Linked DNA regions of Homo sapiens: all the other regions are linked to region 2. A link is a loop called in an ENCODE intact Hi-C map of the cell type or tissue named here. Cell type or tissue: PC-3. All regions are shown on one strand.

What was found. Peaks named below come from ENCODE experiments on the same cell type or tissue, not always from the same donor. Only the 100,000 strongest peaks of a DNase experiment are listed, where the experiment ranks them.
Region 1: a loop joins it to region 2, with 2.9 times the contacts of the local background. A loop is called at or near these places in 6 of 110 quality-filtered maps.
Region 3: it touches region 2 in a loop (3-fold over the local background); 5 of 110 quality-filtered maps call a loop at or near these places.

Annotation. Positions count from the first base shown.
Region 1 is chr12:67,702,163-67,710,162 of GRCh38, forward strand. It overlaps LINC02421 (long intergenic non-protein coding RNA 2421), which reads right to left. Exons shown (of 5, transcript NR_110063.1): 5 at 6,885-8,000. Among named protein-coding and RNA genes, the nearest start is that of LINC02421, 23 kb to the right of the region's middle. In PC-3, no CTCF peak of the experiment used is centred here; DNase peaks (open chromatin) are centred at 3,719 and 4,029; H3K27ac peaks cover 541 bases.
Region 2 is chr12:67,938,562-67,946,561 of GRCh38, forward strand. All of the region lies in intron 2 of LINC01479 (long intergenic non-protein coding RNA 1479), which reads left to right. Among named protein-coding and RNA genes, the nearest start is that of LINC01479, 13 kb to the left of the region's middle. In PC-3, a CTCF peak has its summit at 4,934 (motif pointing left); DNase peaks (open chromatin) are centred at 2,470 and 4,930; H3K27ac peaks cover 1,083 bases.
Region 3 is chr12:67,823,408-67,831,407 of GRCh38, forward strand. No RefSeq gene overlaps it. Among named protein-coding and RNA genes, the nearest start is that of LINC02421, 98 kb to the left of the region's middle. RefSeq lists an enhancer at 4,327-5,526. In PC-3, no CTCF peak of the experiment used is centred here; DNase peaks (open chromatin) are centred at 4,074 and 4,854; H3K4me3 peaks cover 1,355 bases; H3K27ac peaks cover 1,863 bases.

The DNA of each region.
Region 1 (8,000 bases), 240 kb before region 2:
GTATGTAGAATTCCTAAAATGCCCCCATAAAGATATTTCCCCCTAATCCCAGGAACCTGGGAATATGATGAGACATCACTCACTAGTGTGGTTATCATATTTCATGGCAGGGTTAGGTAATCTCCTTAAGATAGGAGATTATCTTGGAGGATCTAATTTAATCACATGAGACCTTTTAAGCAGAGAGCTTTCTCCAGCTGGTGGCAGAAGAAGTCAGAGAGATTTGAAGAGTAAAGGGGTTATGGCTTGAAGTTGCAGCAGGCCCACCTGAGAAGGAATTCAGGAAACCTTAAAAGACCTGAGAGAGGCCCTGGCCAACAGGCATCAAGGAAAGAGGATCCTCAGTCCTACAACCACAAGGGACTGAATTCTTCCAGCAACCTGTGTGGGCCTGGAGGTGATGTCTACTTAGAGCCTCCAGGTGAGGACCCAGCTTGGCTGATGGCTTGGTTCCCGCCTTGTGATTCCCTGAGAGGAGAACCAGGTGACATCGTGCTGGACTTTGTTAAAAGCTGTTAAGTGTGTGGTAATTTGTTATACAGTGACAGAAAAATAAAACATGCAGGATAATTTTAGTGATGGTGAAAAGCTACCTTATAACAAAGTTGAAGGAGATGTATGGGAAGTAGGTGGCCAACTATAATCTAAAGCAAAGGGATGGTGATAGAGTTTGGCTATTTGTCCTCACCCAAATCTCATGTGGAATTGTAATCCCCAATGCTGGAGGAGAGGCCTGGTGGGAGGTGTTTGGATCATGGGGGCGGATGCCTCATGAATAGCTTGGGCCATCCCCTTGGTGATAAGTGAGCTCTCACTCTGAGTTCACACAAGATCTGCTTGCTCAAAAGTTTGCGGCAGCTCCCCTGTAACCCATGCTCTCTCTCTTGCTCCCATTCTTGCCATGTGAAGCGTCTGCTTCTCTTTTGCCTTCCGCCATGACTGGAAGCTTCCTGAGGACCCCCCCAGAAGCAGATGCCACTATGCTTCCTGTATAGCCTGCTGAACTGTGAGCCAATTAAACCTCTTTTCTCATAAATTACTCAGTCTCAGGTATTTCCTTATAGCAGTGCAAGAACTGCCTGATACAGATGGAATAAAGAGATCATCTAGCACACACCAGAAAAAAAGATGGAAGAGTAAGGTGAGGAGTATGAGAAAGGGAAAAAGAGGATGCAAAAGAGAATAATGAGGAAAACTGCATGTCTGTCTCCATGTGTATGTATACAGGACAACTGCAGTAACTGACCACCTCCTATTTGAGAGTCTGTTGTTCTCACTGGGTTTCATTCCGCAATTGAAATATAATTACACTGTAGTTTTTGAAGCGCTCCAGGAAATGCAAGTGGTTTCTATGTTGTGTTCATGGGTGTCACAAGCACCCAGAAATTCAATCAAAGTTGTCCATATTTCTAAACATTTTTAAAATGAAAAGAAACTCTTTTGTTATCCTCACTCCATGAATTTAGAGATCTGTGAGAGAAGGCAATTAAAAATGTTCCTGAAATTAAAAAAAAAAAAACTTATGTGTAAGGTAGTGTTATTGATTAGAAGTCTTGAGTTATCAACTGTACATCAGCTGTAATTTGTAAAAAGAACAAAACAAACTAGATGACTTTTTATGGTCTGTGCTTGGTGGTGTAATGCTGTAGAAGGTGGCACTTTTTGGAGGGGGCTGTAGCTCAAGGATGAGGCTAAACCTCTTTACACTGCTTCCGGCTGTCTTGTTTTTCTATACAGTGACATAACATTCTGCTGACATTCTTAGCTGTGGAAAAGGGGCACTGGCTGGCATGGGAAGTGTTCTGATTATTTTTAATTAAATCTAGTAGTTTGAAAACAAACTGTAGAGGTCTTCGTTGTCAGAAAACTGCATAGGTACTGCTTCAAGGAAGGTGCATAAGCCTTCTGACCTCAAGCACACACTTTGCAACATTCTGTTATTTTTTTGGTATCATTAGAACGCTAAGACTCCCTTTCCTATTAATGTTTTTATTGAGGCACAGCATAGCACAGAAGAACGCATAGAGGAGGCATAGAGCACTGTGAAGTTCCACAAAATGAACACACCTGGGTGACAACCACCCGTGATGACAAGCCCCCATGCACGCTCCTTGAAGCTCCAGCTGCCCCTTCTCCCCAGAGGCAACCTACATCCTACTCTTAATACATAGATTTGAGTTCTCTCAGAATGTTGAAATGCTTTTGAAGCAAAGTAGAGTATGCTGTTTTTAAAACTGGGAGGAAAAAAAAGAAATTTCACTCCAAGATTATGAAGATCTTTTCCTGTTTTCTTTAGGAGTTTTATTGTTTTATCTTTTGCATTTAGGTCATGATCCATCTTGATTTAGTTTTTGGTGTGGCAGTGAGGCCAGGTTACTGTCTATCCTTGGCCCAACGGAGAACCTGGTGTCTTCACTGGGATCCCTTCCTTGGCAGGTCCTGAGTTCCTATTTTCATCTCCTGAGACTGCCAGAAACTCTGATGATTTTCAGAGGCTTTCTACTTCTGTTTTTCAACCTCCACTCCTTATATACCCCCAATTCAGCACATGCTTTGAAGGGAAAGCCAACTGTGTGTTTGAAACCCTTCAGGTCTCTTTTAGAAGTTCTCTGGCTTCTCTGTCCTCAGATTCTCGGCTCTGCCATCAGCTCACCTCTCTGCTCTCTCAAGTCTTAGCCCCTCCGATTCTCTTAGCCTTGACAGCCCACCACTGCCTTCAAACAGGTGATTTCTGCATTTAATTTGGGCTTTCTTGTTTTGCTGTAGTTCCAGGTGATGTGGAGTAACAGTGCACAGTGACTCCATATCACCTGGAACAATGGAAACATTTTAAATTGCAATTATGTAAAGTAATAAAGGAAAAAAACCCATAGTGCTGTTATAAGAGGGAATATTAGGAGTCTGTGGCTCAAGTTCACTGTGTTCTGTAGAAACACTGTAGTTTATCAATATCATACCTGAGCCTTCAGCACATAGACACAGAATTAGTGAAAGAAGCCAGCAGCTAAATGCCTAATTCCACTTCCCCCATCAGCCCTTCATTTGTAATGAGTAATTTAACCTCTCTAGGCACCAGTTTCTCTGGTTCTGGCATTTATTCTTCATCTTAGTGGCAAGATTTGTCTTACGTGCTTTAAACCCTTGGAACAAAAGGCAACCTTTGACTAACTTGGCCCATTTAAAAAGAGGTACCACAGAGGTTCCCTTCACTCATTTAAAGTGGTGCGTAGGGGCTGGGGAAGGGGTAGAAGCGGGGAGAAAAAAGAAAAAAAAATGGCGTGTGTATGCTTGAAAAATCAAGACAATCACTTTTTGTTTGTTTGTTTTGTTTTGTTTTAAAGATGAGGAGGCAGAAGAAATTCCCACAGGGCCACATACTACCAAAAGCTACTGAGAAATAATCCCTTGAGGAAGGATATCTAGGGCAAATGTCACTTTGCTTTCATGCCATTTCTTCTATGGTTACTTCCACATCTGCTCCAGCAGCCTGGGGTGAACACAGATTTATAAGAAGTCGTTTGTACAAAATAAAATTAAAAGCCACAAGTTAATGCTACCATAAGATTAAGGCTGAGCTTAACTTGATAATATTTAGTGTCCTAGGAAGGCATAGAGTTCAGCTTACTTTTTTTCTCTCATGGTTGAATTTGCAACTGATGATGCCAAGTGATTGAGAAAGGAGTATCTTAAAAGAGAGCCAAGGGACGGGCAGGTGTGGAGGCAGGCTGGACAGTCATCTCTATCCTTAGATAAGGACAGGGATGGGCAGTGCTTCCTGCCAGCTGTCTTCAAGCTGATGGAATTCTGTCATAGAGTAGGGCAGCAGGGACCTTAGAAAATCTGAGTGATCACCCCTTTGGGAGAAAAAAATGCATAAATAATTAATTAAAATTCCCTTTTAAAGTAGGGTCAGAAGAATATGAATGCTGTCTACGTGGGAGTCAACACCCAGAGATAACATCAGTTAATAGAGGATGTGATGGCTCAGAAGATAAACAAAACAGAGTGTAGGAGAATGCTAAGAAAAACAAATGAAGGGAAATAGGGAGGGGATAAAGCAGATGATGAATTGGGAGGAAGCGGCTACTTGGGGACAAGCCAGGGAAAAATGTGGAAAAAAAAGGAGCTTAGAAAAAGCTAAACACATGTAATTGCTGGGGTGGGGGTGGGGCCATGAGCATTCACTAGAAAAGCATCTTCTGCAAAGGCTTGGACCTTGACTTCTTCATTTAATATTTGGGATATTTCTCTTGAGATTTGGCTCCAGGAAAATAGCAGAAACAGCCACGTGCTGAACAGAGAAAGGCCCCAAAACCTACCAGAGGCAGTCTCTCAAGAGAGTTCCGTCTTTCTCTCTCTGTCCTTTTGAGTTCTCATCCTCTCTCTCAATTTTTGCCATGCTTTTTCCATTATTTTATGAAGCTTTCCCATCTTGTCCCTTCTGATATTTCTTACTCCCATCCAGTTGCCATAGGAATAGCCATAGGAAGTAGAATAATAGTAATAAAAACAAAGGTGATAACATATATTATTAGATATTACATGTATTATGGTATATGATTTATTATATAATATATACCATTATTCTATATTCTATATATTAATGCACAGTATATTACTATTAGTTTAACAGTTGAGAATAAGCATATACCATTCTTGAGAGTCTTCTCTGTTTTATTGTGAGATGTGAATGGTCCCTGAATTTGAGTTTTAACTTGGCACTTGAAGATTCGCAGTGTTTTTAAAGGCATTCTAACTCTTGCTGGATCTCAGAATACCCATTCCCAAAACAGTACAATTTCTGTTATTATTTTGAAATACATATTTCCTATATTATAGCACTATGAAACTGTCAAGCAAGTTGTAATCATAAATATAATGATACTTTGTACTTTTAAAGTGCCCCATGCTCTTAGAGCCAGAATTTCTCAAGCATTCTTGCAAGCCAGGCAAGCAATACCCACCAGTGAAAAACTGAAATATAGAAGTTAAGAGCTTGAGCCAGTGCCTTAGAGCAAGTCAGAAATAAAGCTGGAATTTAAGGGAAATATCTTACACTGGACATTGGACTTCTTATCCTGGCAAAGATATAAAATGAGAAAAATTATGAAATGAGAAAAATTATAAATTAGAATTGAGGAAATATTTTAATCAAGCTTATATAGTTACCAATTAAAAGCTAACATCATAAATAATGCCATTTAAGAGTAGTACTAATAAAGAATTTTTTTTTTTTTTGACGGAGTCTCACTCTTGTTGCCCAGGCTGGAGTGCAATGGCGTGATCTTGGCTCTGCCTCCTAGGTTCAAGCGATTCTCCTGCCTCAGTCTCCTGAGTAGCTGGGATTACAGGTGCCCACCACTATGCCTGGCTAATTTTTGTATTTTCAGTAGAGACGGAGTTTCACCATGTTGGCCTGGCTGGTCTCGAACCCCTGACCTCAGGTGATCTGCTTGCCTCAGCTTCCCAAAGTGCTGCGATTACAGGCGTGAGCCACCATGCCCAGCCTAAGCTTCTATTAAAGATAAAGCCGTGTGCTTTATATTTTAAAAGACTTTGTGCAATGGTCAAAGAGAAAATTCAGAGTCCTGGATCTTGTAACATAATAGGGCCAATACGAGCTGGAGATTGCTAGGCTGACATTGTATTTGTCCAGTCCAGAAACTGTTGGAGAACTAAGGTCTGACGCTGTTGCTGGAGGGAGGGTAGTTGGTTAGATGAGAAGGAATTAGGAATCAGAACCTGGAATTTGGTTGGTGTTTGCCGTGAAGTTGTGTCACACCCACAGATGTGAAAACAACCCATAAACGCAAACTGTCAATGCCCATCTGTGTACCTTCCATCTTTCATTAGTGAATAATTGCTAGACTGCAGACCTCATGTTCTGTGCTTCTTTGTAACCCACAACTCTTAGCACCAGGCTGTGTTGAGCATGTGGAATGAAAATTGGATTTGAGGTCAAATGACTTGCATTTAGGTCCCATGCTGGCTGGCTGAGTGGCCTTCAATGAGTCACTTGACCTCTTTGGACCCAACTTCACCTTGTATGTAAGAGGGGTGACATGAATATCTCATAGAATTGTTGCTTCAATACATGAGATACTGGATCTGGCAGAAGAGCTTTGTAAACTATAAAGTACAATAGAAATATTAGTTACTGTTAAATAAATAAAGGATTATCTGTGTCACTCAGTAACCATACACTGATGCTTTCTGGTCCTACCTGTCCTTTGCTTCTAGCACCTACCTCTGGAGAGACCTCTTCAAGAAGCTACAAAATGTATCCTGCCCCCAGGGCCAGCTTCATGGGCATATGACCTGTGCAATCTCATAGGTTCCCATGCTCAGAGGCCCAGGGCTTAGTTTAATGCTCTAGCTGTCCTCTTAATATTCTTAATAATTTTTGAAGAAGGGGCTTGTGTTTTCATTTTGGACTGGGCCTTACAGATTAGGGAACCAGTGATGGCTGCCATTTCTTTCTAACTTAGAATAAAATCCCTGATTTTAAATTCCTTGAAATTTGCTTCATTCCTAATCTTTTGCTTTGAGGATCTCCATGGAGCAAATAGTTATAAATTAATATTTCTGGTTACAATACTTTATGTATATGAACTATTTTAAAGTATATAATATATAATAGTTTCTAGGTAAAGCAGAATGCAAAATAGTGACTTGGTGATTGGGATTACTACTATTTTCCCTCTAAATGATCTTGATTCTGAATTTCTGAAGGAAATATTTCTTTCTATCGGTAACACAAGTGCCAAGCACACTGTGAATAGTCAAGAGAAGACAGTGGAATGTGTGAACTACGTCATGTACATGACATCAATCTATTGTGAGAGGCGTTCTCTTTGGATGATAAAAACAATCTTATAGGGTGATGGTTTTATTTCATGTACTGGTTTTATTTCATTTATTGTGGCTTAAACTAAGGGTATTTGAATTTCAAAACACCAGTTGGTGCAGCTTTCTTCAAATTCTTTTACAGCAACCCATTGAAACCTTAGACTGTCTAGGAAAACAAATATAATTTATGTTTGTTTCCAATCATAATATAGACAAACCTGATATTCTTGTTAAGGGAAGTTAGGTTGTTTGACTTTGTTGGGTGTATTGTTTGGCAATAAAATGGTGCTCAAATACTTTTAAAGTACATATAATTTGTTTTCAATTATAAGTAAAGTTGGCTCACCTTAGATGGGCTTCAGCTATACCTTTGTAAGTGGTGGACATTTCTGCAGGGGGAGGTAAATAGTGGCAATTTGGAATAGAAAGTTTGTGTTAGTTATCTATAGCTGCACAAAAACTTGCCAAAAATGTGTCAGTCTGGTATTTGTCTTTCACACTGTTTCTGAGGGTCAGGAATCTGGGAGCAGCTTAACTAACTTGTTCTGGCTCAGGGTCTTCCATGAAGTGGCAGTCGAACTGTTAGGTCGTCCACTGGGCTGCCCAACTGTCCATGAGACTGGCCACTGGCTTCCACCAGAGCAAGTGATCCAAGGGAAAGCAAGACAGGACCAAATGACATCCATAATCTCTCTTCCAGAGTGGTATCTACCACTCCTCCTGCACTCTACTGGTTACACACCAACCCTGATACAGTGTGGGAGGGGACCATATTAGAGTGTGAGTATTGGAAGCCAGAAATCGCTGGAGACTATTTTAGAGGCTGGCTATCACAGGGTAGGTGGGTACTGGCATATTCCTGAGTTCCGCTGAATCCTCTGCAAAAGAGGGGCAATTTCCAAAGTTTGTCTTCTCAGAAGCCCCACACAGCAATTTGAAGGCACGGAAGACCATACTCTGGTCAATTTCCAAGCCCTGTCAATGTATCTATAGTAGATACTGAATTGGGGGTGACAAGCTTGAAAGAACAAGCATCTACATAAATGAGACCATGTGAAGTGGCCCTACTTACTACACTCTTATTGCCATGTTAAGTGGCACCAGATTGAGGGTACAGGTTGTCTTAGAGAAAGATAAGCAGAAAACAGTAT
Region 2 (8,000 bases):
AAGCACTGGGTTTAACAGTTGAAGATGAGAAGCTACAAGGCAAGCAAAAACCAGCAGCCAAGGGTGAGAGTAGAGAGAAGGGGGAAAGAGGCAGCGTGGAGCTATTCTAGAATACATGACTTTTATATAGTTTATAACAGACTACCTTCAGCTGGATTGAACAAAAAAAAACTGTCTTAAAAACAGTCTTTCCTTCTCCCAAAATAAATTTGGAGATAGATGAGCCAGGAAGTATAATGTTCTCCACAATCATCAGGGAATGAGAATCTTTCTGTTTTCCACTCTACCTACTTGGCCTGTAGCTTTTGTTTTCAAGGTCACTTCAAGGTTGAAAGATGGCCACTAGAGCTCTAGACATGGCACCCTGTCCCAGGGCAATAGGAAAATAGAAGGAGCCAGAGGAAGGACACACATCCCAGCTGAACTGAAGTTACACTGGGAACCCCACCTACCAACTTCTGCTAGCATCTCATTGGCCACTTCCAGCTGCAAGGTAGATTGGGATGTGGAGTCTTATCTAGACACAGTAGTGGCCTGAATAACATCATATGGGGTCACAGTGCATTAGTAAGGAAGAAGTGGATGCCTGATGAGTTCCAGGGAGCAATCAGATTAACCACATCTGCTCCTATGGGGAGGAGAAAGCAGAAGATGGAGAGGTTAAGACTCACTCCATAATACATTTATGAGAGATCAAAAGAATTGGCAAAATTTTCTTTCTCTGTAATCTAAAGGTGAGTAGAAAATTAAGGGAGTTCTCTGAATAAATTAAGACCATTACCTCATTACAAATATGCACACACACTTGCAAAAGTAGACCCACTTTTCATGGACAAATGCCAAGAAAAGAACAAGGTTAGAGAGGAAAAGGCTTCCTTCTACAGCTATATCTTCCCGTAAAACATTGTGGAGGGTGTATGTGTGTATGTGAAAGAGAGAGGGAGAGAGAGTAATGGAGTGGTGGTACTATTTTATTCAGAGAACGTTCTTAACTTTCTATGTACTTTTACATGTATCAACACAATCTAACCCTACTGAGCTCCTATTATAAAAATTAATCACCAAGGTTAGGGCACAGTTTGTTCCTGTGAAAGGACATTCCCAAAGAACAGATGTGGGGAGGACAGCCTTTCCTCTGGGTCCTATCACTAAGTTAATGGTCAGAATTCATGCTGTGGAGTGAACAGCCCATCACAGTCTGAGGCATTACCATGGAGGATGAGCTTTAGGGAACAATGGGATAAAGACAGACCAGACAGGACAGGCCGTCCAGAACACTGCCCAGAAAAATTCCCACCACCTCTGCCAGCTCCTAAACTGCCCGTGTAGGGAGATTTCTGCTGTTACACCATCAGCTGGTTTATCTTGTCTGCATGGCATGTTGAGAGAAGGCTGTTTGGGGGCCAGCTAAGTCAGTTTCTCTAGCTGCTGAAATAGCTTTCATAAAAATAGAGTTACAAAACTAATGTTAACGCTTGGGCTGTATACTGTCTTTTTCAGAAAAATAATGGTTATTATAAACAAGGAACAGTAAAGGTTTCTGGGAGAAAATATAATAGAAAAGTTGTCCTGGCACCCTTTGGAGAAGGTAATGGGACTCTCTCATGACCTTTGTTTCAGAATTGCTTTGTAATTCTGGTAAGATAGACACTAAATTGTCATTTCTGGACTGTATAGACACACTAAATTGTCATTACTGGAAGTATATACACAAACATGCAAAAATGGACCCATTTTAAAATAAGCAAATACAAGGGCCAAAATGTTCGATTACAGGTTCATGATGGATTTTTATTTTTTTAATTATACAAATGCTTATATTTTTCTAACAACAATTTCATTCGAAGAAAAGTCAGTTGATAAATTTTAAGGTTGTATTTATTACTCCTATTGGTTTTTGAAAAGTGTTCATTCAATCTAGGTGTTTTTAGAGTATCAGCTTTTGAACTCAGGGTTCTCAATCTTGAAAGCATAATGGTAAAAGTCCTGCTTTCATTTATTTAAGTGTTCTCAGAGACTACAATTGCCAATATAAATTTGAAAAAACAAAATTTACAGTACCATCGCTTTTTGGTAACAAATACTATATGCAAATCCACTTGTAAAACTATCTTACAAGTATTTTCTTAACAATGTTCTGCAACTAGTAGTTATGTTTTGAGGTGCCCAGCAAAGGAAAACGAATCCATCCACTTTGTGCCAGTCAGTAACAACCACAACAGAGCAGCTGATGTTGTTAACAATGCCCCTATTAGCTAAGGATCAGAAATGTTGTGACATTAGTTTCTGGGATCATGTCAGGATTGAATTAGACTGACTCATCTCAGGTCCTGGTGCTCTCTTAATTCTTTGGTCAGCAGGAATTAGTCCTACCAAGCTTTATCTTGGTCATACCGAACATTGTCCTCAAGCATAAGTTAAGTAGCCCTGCTATAGGATCACATTTGTCAGAAGTTTTCTCCTCTGTGCTTGGCTAAATTCCCACTGTCCATTTGCAAAAGGAGTGGTTTATGCAATTTGATTACTTTTAAGAGCTGTCTCACCTCCAAATGCCTGCTCAAGGGAACTCAGTGACACCAACTAAGAGGCATGTGAGTGTTAAGGTTTAGAGTTGCCCGTGTTTGCTTTCTGATACAGGAATGCCGGAAGAAGCTGAGTGCTGGATGAAGGTGAAAGAGATTATCAGTACCAGAGAGCCAGCTCTTCCCTTCTTCCCCGGAAATTGAGTTGTCAGCAGCCAGTTCAAAGCAGACATGTGAGAAAATCACCATGTCTTTTTATTTTAATGGAAATAACTTAAATAGTTGTCTTGCAGGAAACATGTTTTAAAAATTGATCTTTCTGGGGTTGAGGGAAGCTGGCTATGAGCAGGGGGTCAGCCGACTTATTACTTATTACCTATTACAGTAGAGTGCTTAATAACTTTTCCTTATCTCCCCTCAAGGGGAATATTCATTAGTAGATCAGAAGATAGTGTTACTAACTTATAGCATATCCATAATCTATAGCATATATAGAGGCCAAATTTTACCTCTGATTTATCCAATTGCTTAATGGTTTTAAACCAGATTCACATGGAACCCTTTTTAAAAGCACATTGCCTCTCCATCCCAGGAGGTTGAGATTCTTTAAGTTTGGCGAGGAATCTGTATTTTAACAAGTGTATTGATAATTTCAAAGTATGCCAAAGTTTGAAACCCGCTTAGGTTAGGGACAGGTCAATATGAGAGAAAATAGTCATCTTGATTTACTCTAATAGCTTTATCATTTAGATTAAAACATACACCCAATCCGTTAATAAAAATGTTAAAATCAAGGTTTTTTAAACTCTAGGTAAACATTGCGTGAATCCTTTAGTGCTTCAATTTAGCTAAACCATAAAGTAAGTAGAAACTATGAAGATTCCTGTCTGCAAAGATGGTAAAATGCTAGTTCAAACGTCATGCCTCTGGGAAAACTCCTTGTAAATCTCATCGTCCTTTGTGGAACTCAAGTCTTCTTTTTGGTTCCTGGCTAGTAGCAAATTGTATTTACATGTTTTATCCGTGGCCACACCAATTGTGAACTTCTTGCGGGACAGACATGTTTCTATCTCCTCCCTCCTTCAACAAAGCATCACGCACACAGTAAACCCGAATAATGTGTGCTGATTTTCACTCTGTTATAGGTTTCCTAAAGTGATTTACCACTTATTTTAGAAAATTATGGACACACACAGAAGATTTAGATGAAATTACTGTAACATTTTAAATATTTGTTTGAATTTGGAAGTACATTAAACTCTTTAAGAAAAGATGTTTCCTAATCTCCAGTTATTTCTCTCAGGAAAGAAAAACACAGTAATTTGCCTAAAAGCTTACCCTTAATTTAGGTGTTGATTTAGCGTCTCCTCTAAATACAATCCCCCTTCTCTGCTGTGTAACTGTTTTTAAAAGGATTGGCAATGGATGAATAAACAACTCCTTTAACAAACATTTGAAGACCCCATCCAAACACATACACACACACAACATAAAATCTCTTTCCACATCAATTTAGTGAGCCCTTAATTTTGCTTTCTAAGCACACAATATTATAAACCACAAAACACACACAACCAGTTTAACTCCTGCTGAAATGACATGAGAAGATTCTACTGAAATGCTTAGGGAAACTGGTAATTGTGTGCTGAATTTACTATAGGCTACACCACTAGAAGAGCTATAAGTAGCAACAGTAGCAAATGTTGAGCAGTCACTTTCCTCAACTTGTCCCTGTCCTTAGGGAGCTCACAGTATGTGGCGAAGACAGATACATGAACCATTAATTACCATGTAAGGCAAAAAAAATGGCACATGGAAGAAGATGCAGCTGTGTTCTGGGAACAAGGCAAAAAGAACTGCCTGCGGTCACGTTTGACAGACTAGAAAACATTTGATCTGCCTTGAAGGATGCATAGGAGTAGGAGTTCACTCAAAGATATTCCACTAAGAATAGGCATTATGTTCATCCAGCTTGCTTTTCAGGTAGTTCAGGTTAAAACAGGCTCTAAAAAAAGTTTAACAAGAAAATATATGAACTGAGGAAGGATTAGATGCAAACAGCCCAGCCAGTACATTTAGACCACATAAAATCCAGTTATGCTCATGAAAATGCAGGCAGCAGGATGTCCAATTTAATAGGAGAGGAAGAAAAGGAAGGGCACATAAAATAGAAAGGATTTATTCATTTTCCCCAATAAAGGCTAAGCACTTTCGTAGGTTCTTTTTAATTCATGAACTTTCCAATTCATATTCCAGGTACTAATCCTGCTGTTCTAAAATAGCTGTTGTGGATAACGGGATTTTATGTAGGCCACATGTCCTTAATTTTTATTTCTGCCTCACTCAGCTCAATGTCTACTCAAATTTGTTGGTCATAAACCAGGTATTTAATTAGATTACTTAGCGACACCTAGTGACCGAGATCGGAACCAAGTGCTATTTTAATACAGTGGAGTGTGTGCCTCTGTTATTGTCATGCTTTAGCCCAAGACAGCCCTCATTATTCCAAGTTCTCTTTTCAACCCATTTCATCCCAATGATACTAAAGCAAACCCATGCCCAGTTTGGCCTGAAAAACAACTAATTAGAGAGAGGAAGTGAGAAAGAGAAGAACAAGGGAGAGAGGGAAGGAGGTGATTGAGGGAATAGGTTGGAATCACAGAAGAGACAAGATCAGCAATGAAGGCTTCTATTTTTATGTATTTATTTGGCTGTGTTCATATCAAGAAATGGAAAGAAAGGTAAGACCACCTTGAAGCAGAGAAGGAATGAGAACCAGGGGCAGTCCAAACAAAGGCTCAATTCATATTTTGTTTCTCTCTTTTCCACTTGTATTTGAAAGGGCAGAATAAACATGTTTTGATGATTTTGAAATCCAAGATAGATCCAAATTTAAATGTTTTTAAACAAAAGATAGTTCTCATTGTCATAAATTATAAAATGCCTTTCTCACTTTGCAATTCCTGTTCTTTCATCCCTGTCTATGCATCTTTTTATATCAATTTGTTTTTCCCACTAAATGGATCTATTCGGATGGAGTCATTACTGAGTTGGCATTGCTCTAAAAATAAGCTGATGATTTGCTATCTGCAGTACGTGCTGTCAAAAAAAAAATCAACCAAAGTAACAAAGCAAAATAAACATAGTAATTAACACGTTAAATTAAAAATCAAAATATAACAAAAATACTAGAAGACAATGTGAGTCACGTGACAATTTTAAATGAGTTGAAGGTGCTGATTCTAGGCAAATTCCAACCAAGGGTTCAGAGGGAATCACAAAAGAAAGTGCTGTTATACATTTTTGAGAAAATACAGAGAACATGAACAATGCTAAAGGACTGAATTCTAAAACAGATTTTTAAGAATGCAGACAAGTGAGCCCTCAACTGTAAACATGACGCTGGCACAGCCAATTAAGCAGCGGTCTTTCCCTGCTGTGGTCCAGCCCCTTTGCCAACAGTGGGGTTCACACCCTACAAGTTGAGACCCTTGCAGGCTCCGGGTCCACTGAAACTAACTGAAACATAAGGAGTGACTTGCTCCTTGGAGTTGGAATCCACAGATGATGTTATACAGACTAGCCCTGATTCTGAGGCCAGAGGTCCCAGTGGGCTCCACTGCTCCAGGGTGCAGACATGGCACTGGACCATCATTCTCCCTATTTTTCTCCCCTACCCAGTTAGCCATTATGTTTTATTGTATTTGTACAGACATTTATATAGATTTCTACCATCCCATTGCATTGTAATAATATATTGTCATGTCTGTTTTTCTTCTGTTAAACTATGACTTTCATGGGTGGAGTCACGCTGTGTAGTCTTTGACTACTAGCCCAGCCTATTTAATTGTTAATTAAATGTTAACTGAGCATCTAGTATGCACTGTGCACTGAAGTGGGCTTTGGGGATACAATGAAGAAGATGTATGTCCTGGCCTCAAACTACTTAAAATCTGGTGGAAAATACAAGGAAGACTTTACTTCATTTTGGTATGTTTTAGTAAGTGCTAAGATGGGGGTAAGCACAGAGTTCTGGGAGCACAGAGTAATGCCACTGGATTTACAGTTTGTGAACGAGTGTGGGAAGGCTTCCTGGAGGAGGAGGGGCTGAGGAAGGAGCATGGGAAGGGCATTCTGGGTAGCACAAAGCCTCAAAGACATAAACTAGCACAACATACGCTCTCACATGAGATCTAGTTGTCTGCCTGTCACTGGTCACTTCCCCTACAAGCCCATTATCCACATTGTCCCCAGAGTGGTCTTATCAACATGCAGATATGCAATATAAAGATCTTTCCATAATCGAGTTTCTTTGATGCCTCCACATTACCTGCAGAAAAAAAAATCTAGCTTTTTTTTTTTTTTTGTGAGACGGAGTCTCGCTCTGTCACTAGGCTGGAGTGCAGTGGCGCGATCTGGGCTTACTGCAACCTCCACCTCCTGGGTTCAAGCAATTCTCCTGCCTCAGCCTCCTGAGTAGCTGGGACTACGGGCATGTGCCATCACACCCAGCTCATTTTTTGTATTTTTAGTAGAGATGGGGTTTCACCATGTTGGCCAGGATGGTCTCAAACTCCAGACCTCGTGATCCACCTGCCTCGGCCTCCCAAAGTGCTGGGATTACAGGCGTGAGCCACCGCGCCCGGCCAAAAATCCAGCTTCTTAACATAACCTGTAAATCCCATCTCACCTCACTGAGCCCAGGTGCCTACTGTGGTGCAGTGCGGTACATTGTGCAAAATATTTTTGGATGAACAAATGAAAGTTGAATAAATGGCTCATGAATTGTAGACAGGATGAAAATAGCAAGAATACAAGAAGATTATTCCATTTCTATAGGCCATAATCCTCCCACATACCATCCTCACAGGGCTTTATCAGGTGGCCAAAAAACATCAGGGTAACAAACGGTCAAAACATTATTAATGATAAAAGCACACTTTAGGCTATTTCTTTCTCTGCAGCTCACTTTAGTCTGGAAATGGCTTTGAGTATCTGAAATGTTATTCGTACTTTATACTTTTGTTTAAGCTTCCATTTCTTCAGTACTTACTGCACACCATAATATCCCAGGCGTTTTTCCTGCATTTATCTTAGTAAAAATCCATAAACTAGAAATGAAGGAGGTGCTATGGAAACCTCATTTTTCCAGAGAAAGAGATGAGCATTTAGAGGTTAAGGGACTGCAGAATGTCACAGTCGATAATTGGTAGAGCAGAAATTTGAATCCAGGACTGTCTAACTGTAGCATCCATGTTCTTAAATATTCAATGTGCCGGATGGATCAGCTTGATCTAAGCCCCACGTGGATCAGGAGAAAGGGGACACTAAGGCTGTATAGTTATGACATGAGGACTTGCCCCCAAAGGAGCAGCAACCAGAATTCTAATCTCCACTGTTGCAAGCTCAGGCTCCATGCAAACCAGCATCAGTATCTATATGCAGGAGAATCCAATCCAGCAGCTGGGATGCAGAATT
Region 3 (8,000 bases), 120 kb before region 2:
GACTTTCATTCATACAAAATTGTGTACAGTTTTAAAGACTTCCATTAGGTGCTCTCTCAGCCTTCATCTTTCCTAACTAAAGATTTCTAGTCTTGTCATCCTGACAACTCAAGGCTCAGTGACCTTCCCTAGAATAGTGGATATTCATTAGTTTTTGGCTTATCAAAATCTAATTCATTCCCAATTCCCAGTTGTTCAATGGGGATCCACCACTTGCCACTCTCACTATATATACACACACTATACACCAGGAAATCTATTTTATATATATATATTAAAAATATATATAGCATATTATATATAATATAGAGTGTATATATAATATATAGTGTATATATAATATATATAATAGTGTATAATAGTATTTGTGTATATATATACATATATGTATACATATATACATATATTTGTATATACATATATACACATATACAAATGTATATACAAATGTATATACAAATATATGTGTGTATATATATATATACACACACAGTGTAGCTGTCATCAACCCTGGCCTAGGGATGGTATCTAAGTCATGTGTGGCCACACAAGGTCTCATATTTCCCTGTCTGTAGTGATTTGTTTAGAGGCAGACTTGTGACCAAATCAGTGCCATTGAGATGCTATGAAATATTTCTTAGAACTCTTGGATAAGAGAATGGCATGCTTTGGGGGGATATATTTAAACACGAGACAATGCGCGTTCTGAGGCTGTTGTAGATATCTATCACAAGGGGACATTTTTTTGAGGATGAAACTCATTGTAATTAAACAGTAGCCTTTTACAACCCTAGGAGAAAGTGAAGCCTGAGACCTTAATATGTTATTAATGTTCTGTAATAATCAATTCTCAGTCTCTGAAGGATGATGTTAATGATTTGAAATATCTGAGGGCCCCAAAAATAAAATAAATACACAATGGGAAAACCCCAAGTTTTGAGGGCTGTGGAGCCAAGTCCCATCATTGGCTATACAAATGAATTATAGTTAGGGGAAGAAAAGCAGATGCATGGGTTAGCTGAGGTTTCATGGGGCCACAGGGCACAATGGTTCATTCAATAATTAAACTAATTTTCCCCACATTCAATTAACAAAACAATACATGGTTATAACATATTACATACCAAAGTTGAACAGTAGTCAAGTAAAACATGATAGGATTTTCATAGATCAAAGGATCCACCAGTGAATTACAGCAAAATATTCTAATTTCCCTAGCTGATACAAACTCTGGCTTGGTCAATGAGTCCATTATCTTTATTTTTTGCAGAGTTGTAACAGAGTAGTGTAGTAAAGAAGGAATTAAGCCCAGCCTGAGTCCCATAGCTACTGAGCTGTATGCCAAGGCAATCTTTATCTCAGTGTCCTCATCTTTAAAATGGAAGGGTAGATAAATAGCCTTCAAAATCCTTTTAATGTTTTGTTTTTGGTCTATTTCTTTTCAAACATTTTATACTTAGCCCAAATCCTTACCAATACATTTTAATTATTAATCTTACAAATAAATGAATGATTCTCAGAATGGAAGGGAGAACATATCATAGACCAAAAGTGGGTATTTATCAAACTCTTATGCCTACTTACACTTCCTGTCTAGGATGTCTCGGTTTTAGGAAACAGAGGAATATTATCTTGAGAAAGCTCCAAGTGGTCCCCAATGTATACACACCTACCTCTGTTTACAATTACTATACTAAATCAGCAACTTCTTTCCATTCAAGGCTTGAGATTCATTTGAATCTCAAATTGAATCACCAAATACATCATAATTGGATAAGAATTATCATTCATACTACCATTAATTAATTAATTTTGCCTTTAGTGAAATATTCCAAGGCAGAATGTTTGGGACTGTTTTACTGACTGCTTTTTCTTGAGATCTAATTCATTCGACATTTTCCTATGGAGTAAACTACAGGCAAAACTAATTAATATTATTAATAATGATATGACAATAATGACATTTATTGAGTACATACCAAGCAACATTCATTTTACTAAGTTTTTACAGTGGATTATCTCATTCAGTCCTCTCAAAAATGCTTTGAGGTAGGTGCTAACATGTCCAAATTTTAAAATGGAAAAGCTGAGATTTAGATTTAAAAGCCTTGCCCAAAGTTATACAGCTGTAAAGTGGCTAAGCTGGGATTTGAATTCAGGTCTGCCTGACAGCTAAATCTGTTCTCATTATTACTATTGCTTCTATAATCACTAATTACATTAATTTAGTGTCTACTATCTTCTATGTGCCAGATAAGTGTTAAGTGACTTATATTCATTATCTCACACTGAACCACAACCCCACAAGGGAGTTTATTATTCTTACAGAGTTGCAAGGCAGAAGAATTTGAAGTTTTTGGATTATTGCATGCTATAAGTAGGTTTCTTTCATACATTTATGAAACTGGTGCCTTGCTACATGTATACATATGAATGTCAGCCATCAAAGAAAATGGTAGCTTAGGATGAATGCTGTAGAATGGCCCTGTCTACTGAAGGCCAAATGTATCAGAATGAATCTATTCCATGTAGACAAATGAAATTTTTTTATAAACCTTCTGATTATTTGTAATCAGAGCCAGGAAAGAGACAGTGGTTTATGACCCAGAACTAATGAGGCTTGAAATACTTTTTCAATAGTTAAAAAATATATAGTGATATTCTTTAAAAAGTTAATATTCTTGTTGTATCACTTTTAAAAGAATTATAATATCAATATCATTAGGTTTTAACTTTTATATTTTCTGGTTTTCTACATAAAAGTACTCTTGTATAGTCTTATTATGTTTCTAGACATAACAACTATTTCAATTCTGCTTAACAGAGATTTCTAGCCAATAAAGGGTGCCAGACATGAGTCTGGTCCCAGGGAATCGCTGTGGATTAAGACTCAGTCTCTGGTCTGGAGGAGTTTACCCCAGAACCCTCTGTCCATTTTTAAACACTTCCCGTCTGGGGCCAAGATTCCTCTATCTCCAGTCACCTTGCATGCTGACTGGCTGCATAACAACTATTTTAAACTTAGTCTTTGGAAGGAGTTTAACCTTCATTTAGTAGAAGGAGATAATACTTTGTTTTCCTCTGGCTTTGATATGTATCTTCCATAGTTAGAATTCCTATTAATGTTTTAGGTTCTGCTTCGCCAGAGTGAAAACAAGGGCCTGTCTTCAAGCAGGTTAAGACCTAATGATACACTAAGTGTTTAAAAGAATTCTTTTCTTTAAAACCTCTCAAAAATGAAGCAAAGTGAGGGCTGGGAAACAACAGGCACACAAGGGACTTGATAATGATCTTGAAATTTGTGAAGGGTTATTGTACAAATGAGGATTCAGAAGCAGTGATATTTTTCAACTGATAGTCCAACAAATAGTAAGTAAAACATTAAAAACAAAAAGTAAAAGGCCTTTTATTTCAGCAGAATTCCAGAATTTGTAAAATTATAAGGCTCAGGAAATTTGAAAGATGCTGATACCTAAAGGAAGCTGAGACACAACTTTAAAAAATATTTCACTATGTGCATACAGCTTTCTGGAGAAACGGAACCGACCCATTTCTGAGGTCCCTCTATGGCAGCCTGTGCAAGGCACACAAACACCCCAAGATATTTTCTTATGGCCTGTATTTTATAAAAGAGAAAACAGAGACTCAAAGATATTAACTTGTCCAAAGTCATGCAACTAGTGAGTGGCAGAATAGGAATTCAAACCCAGCTTTGACTCCAGAGCCTGCACTCTTCCCATTAGATCATTCTACATCCTTTTTTGGGATGGTTTAGTTGCCAACTGGGGATAAAATAAATGGTCTTTTGAAATTCTTTCCATTGCCTGGATTCTATTCTCCCTTATTTGATCCCAATATTGGCCTTAACACTGTTTAGCAATTTGTTATACTGAGAACATGGGTTAGGAAACAATACAATTTGATGAGTTTAATGTAAATTGTTTTCAAACTTAAGTTCTCACTCTTACTAGGTCACAAAATCTCAGTGAGAAGGCACCTCAGAGTTCATCCGGTACAAGTCAAGTCCAGTGTGTAATTCAATCTGTCTTTCTCCTGTCTTTCAGCAAATATTTAGTAGCACTATGCGTTAAGCAGTGTATATACAGCAGTGAGTAACACAGACCAGCCCCTGCTATCATGAAGCCTTTTCCTTGTTGCCGCTGCTCTCTTCTGCATTTTATAGCTGCTCATTCGGTGGAGTAGGATAGACTCTAGCTAATAAAGGAAAGAGAAAAGGCCAAACCATTTCAAAGACTCTCTTTTACATAGCTTATTAAGAACCCCCTGTTGAATGGTTGACATCTAAGGCAGTAATTGGGTACATAAAATTCGATCTTAGTGCTTTGCCCTTAGTCTGTGGTCTTATTAGCGAGTTTAAATGCATTTTCCCCATGTGGCTTAAAGATTGTTAAAGATCTAGAAATACTTTTTGACTCGTCTGAGCAGACAGGAAGACAGATGGACTTAGAGAGTAATGGTTGGCAAGAACATGCTGTTAGTAGCTTGATTTGAAGGTGGTTCTGAGAAGGATCTTAGAGATTTCAGTGGGTGTCTGAGACAGGATTTACTTAGAAAGGGAAAAAGAAAGTGACTGTAGAGACAGCCCAGGGAGTATGACATCACTGCAGGAGCAGAGTGGGAAGGCCGGGAAGAATAGTGTGAAATAACACCTACCAAAACATACGCCAGAAGACAGGCAAAGCCCCCATGCAAGAATGCCACTTGTTGCCTAAAGCACCCTGTGCATTTTGTTACTTTGCCTCCGTGTAGATCTGTCTTATTTTGTCTTGTGTGTGGTTAGTGATACACTGATCTCTCTCCCTCCGTAAGAATGAAAGTGAGTCAGAGCAGGGAACCGTGGCTTAGTCATCTTGGAATACCCCAGTACCTTGCTCACTGTCTCTTAGACAGAGTGGGCGGCCCAATAGGATAGAGGATCTAGAACTTTTTGATTGGGTAAAAGGCCTATACTTAGCAATAGTTTTTGAATAATAAATGAAGTTAGGGAGAAAAAAGCAGAAACGTGTCCTGTTCCAAGCAAGCTTGGAGGGAAGAAAATAGAGCAGTTCAGAGTTGTTTTTATTCTTTCAGAAGTCACTAGCTAAAATTAAAGAGCATCAAAAGATGAAAGCAGGGGGCCATTTGCCTTGTTTTATCATAAGCAAAATCCTGATTTGTGGGGTTCGTTGCATATCCTGCTTCCCTAGGCCTACCCAGCCTGGAGTTAAAAACAGTAACCAAACAGAATTTGCTTTAGTTTGCCCCCAGTTTCCCCTACAAGAATTTCAGTTACCTTTGAATCTCTCCCTAATTGTTCTGGGAAGTCCAGGAGTTACTTCACTTGTATTCTCATCTTGGCCACCATCTGCCAGGAGCCACTTTCTTCTTCTCTGCTCAGCAGCTGAGAGGTTGCCAAGAAGCCAACAAGAGGCTTCTGATAAGTGTATGCAGGCATTAGGCATCCATTTTCAGTGTGCATTAAAGCCCACTGTTCTCCCACCCTCCATTGCAGATGTAGGCCCATATGATGACTTCTCAGTCCATCATTTCTTTCTGTACTACAGCATGCTCCAGTTCTTCTTGGTGAAAGACAGTATTGTTAGGTGGTCAAGAGTGTGGATTTTAAATTCAGAGAGATGTACATAGAATCCTGGATCTGCCATGTTTGAGCTATGTGTCCACAGGCAAGTTACACATCCCTTTTAAGCCTTAATTGGAGAAAATAATGACCATATCATTGGATCACTGTGATGATTGGATTAGATAATGTATGCAAAATGTTTACTAATTAGAAGAGCTCAATAAATGTTAATTATTTGTATTACTGCCATGAGTTACCTAGGTTACACAAAAGCACTTCTTTGTGCTCTCAATATCTAAAGATTTTTTGTAAAAACAGCTCTTAAAATTTAAAAAAAAATTTGTTTATGGAAATGAGGTCTTATATTACTCAGGCTGGTCACAAAGTCCTGGCCTCAAGTGATCCTCCTGCCTTGACCTCCCAAAGTGCTAGGATTACAGGTGTGAGCCCTCCAAGGAAACCAAATGGGGAATGATCTGAATGATAATGTTATTACCCAAATGATCCTCTCCTCCAACCCTATCCCACTGTCTTCAAATGTATTCCCCTCAAATCTGTTCTTATAATGAGCTATTTCCTAGTGAGATCTTGAGTACTTCATGCCAACAGAGCTCTGAAGGGTCCCCTACAGTGAATCTCCAGATGGGGCCAGGCATGTTTGAATGGTAGTATGAACACAGCTAAGATCTTTAACATCTAGGGAAAAATTTGGCAATAGCTAGATGGTAGGTGAAAATGTTAAGGAGGTAATGTAAAATAAGAAAAAAGGAAGAGAAATTCAAGTCCCCCAGGAAAGCAAGCCAAGACTCCATCATAGAGCATACTTTCTGGAAGTCAAAGGTTATCTTTTAATTTACATTTTCCCGCAGAAAATTAGTACATACAAGCAAAAAACCAAACAAATATGGCTTTACTGCATTCTGAGTAATATTCTTCAAAAAAATGCTGGCAGAAAAGCTGGGACGTGTTTTATGCCTTGGTCGGAAATGCGCATCATGATTCACCAGACACAATTCAATTCACTTTGAAATTATCCCCTCTTTTATGCCCTTCAATGGGAGAAAAAAATGAATCTACTCAGTAATGAATGCACAGTCCATTATAGTTATTGTGTTCTTCTTGAAAAAAAAAATAACATGACAGCTTTATTCACTCCATGTGGCAAACCAAATTGCATCAAGTAAAGTGCAAATAAGACAAACACTAAAATTGAATTTTTCCTTCCTCTTGTACCTAGAGGCATATGCTATGGCGGGAATGCATAAGTTAAAATGGCAATAATAATAATAACAGTGGAAAACCAAATGCAAATATTAAACTCAGTTAGAAAACTGATTCCAAGGGGCAGCAGTTTTCATGCTCCATCTGCTTGGAGAAAATTTCTTGTTAATCAGGTCTATAAATGAGTATGGGTGTTGGATTCTGTTCTCTGCTAAAGCCATAAAAATTTTCGTACAGTAATGCACCTTATCTGTTGAATCTGCTTTATTTATTTAAGTTCCAAAGACCCCCAGGAAGTTTGCTAACTAATACCCCAGGGAAACTGGTCAAATGAATGCATGCTACTAGGTACTATGGCAAACACTAATGGAGAAATAAATCAACTATTTCTTTTATTATTTTCTAATAAATTAGAAAATTTGACTTTTTAATTTAGATGTCAACTGAGGACTATTCTTTATCACTATGCTGGTGAGGCCCAGTGAATATATTCATGGGAGAAAACCAGCTCACCAAATTCCAGTAATTTGCTTTAAGTATCCTTTGTGAAATTTCCTGTGCATGCTTAGATAATAGAAAATTCTCATGGGACTTTCTTTTCCTTGGTCTTGAAAACACATCTATTAAGACTAGTTCTGTTTTATTTCTATTGCTTTTATGTTGCAAGGCTTAATGGAACATGTGACTTAGATTAATATGCAATTTTTTAGAAAGCAAAAGGAGTATAGAAGCTAAGTTTTTTCCTACGTTTTATTGTTGTTACTATTTTTTTTTTTTTTTTTTTTGAGACGGAGTCTCACTCTGTCGCCCAGGCTGGAGTGCAGTGGCGCGATCTCAGCTCACTGCAAGCTCCGCCTCCCGGGTTCACGCCATTCTCCTGCCTCAGCCTCCCGAGTAGCTGGGACTACAGGCGCCCGCCACCGCGCCTGGCTAATTTTTTGTATTTTTAGTAGAGACGGGGTTTCACCGTGGTCGCGATCTCCTGACCTTGTGATCCGCCCACCTCAGCCTCCCAAAGTGCTGGGATTACAGGCGTGAGCCACCGCGCCCGGCTTACTATTTGCTTTTAAATCATGATGGAGAGCACAGGCTTTGGATTAAAATGGATGCCCTTCTGTTTAAAATCCAACTCTGCCAAGAGCTAGTTCTGTAACCTTGGACAAGTTATTTAACCTCTTTAAACCTCGACAACCTATTC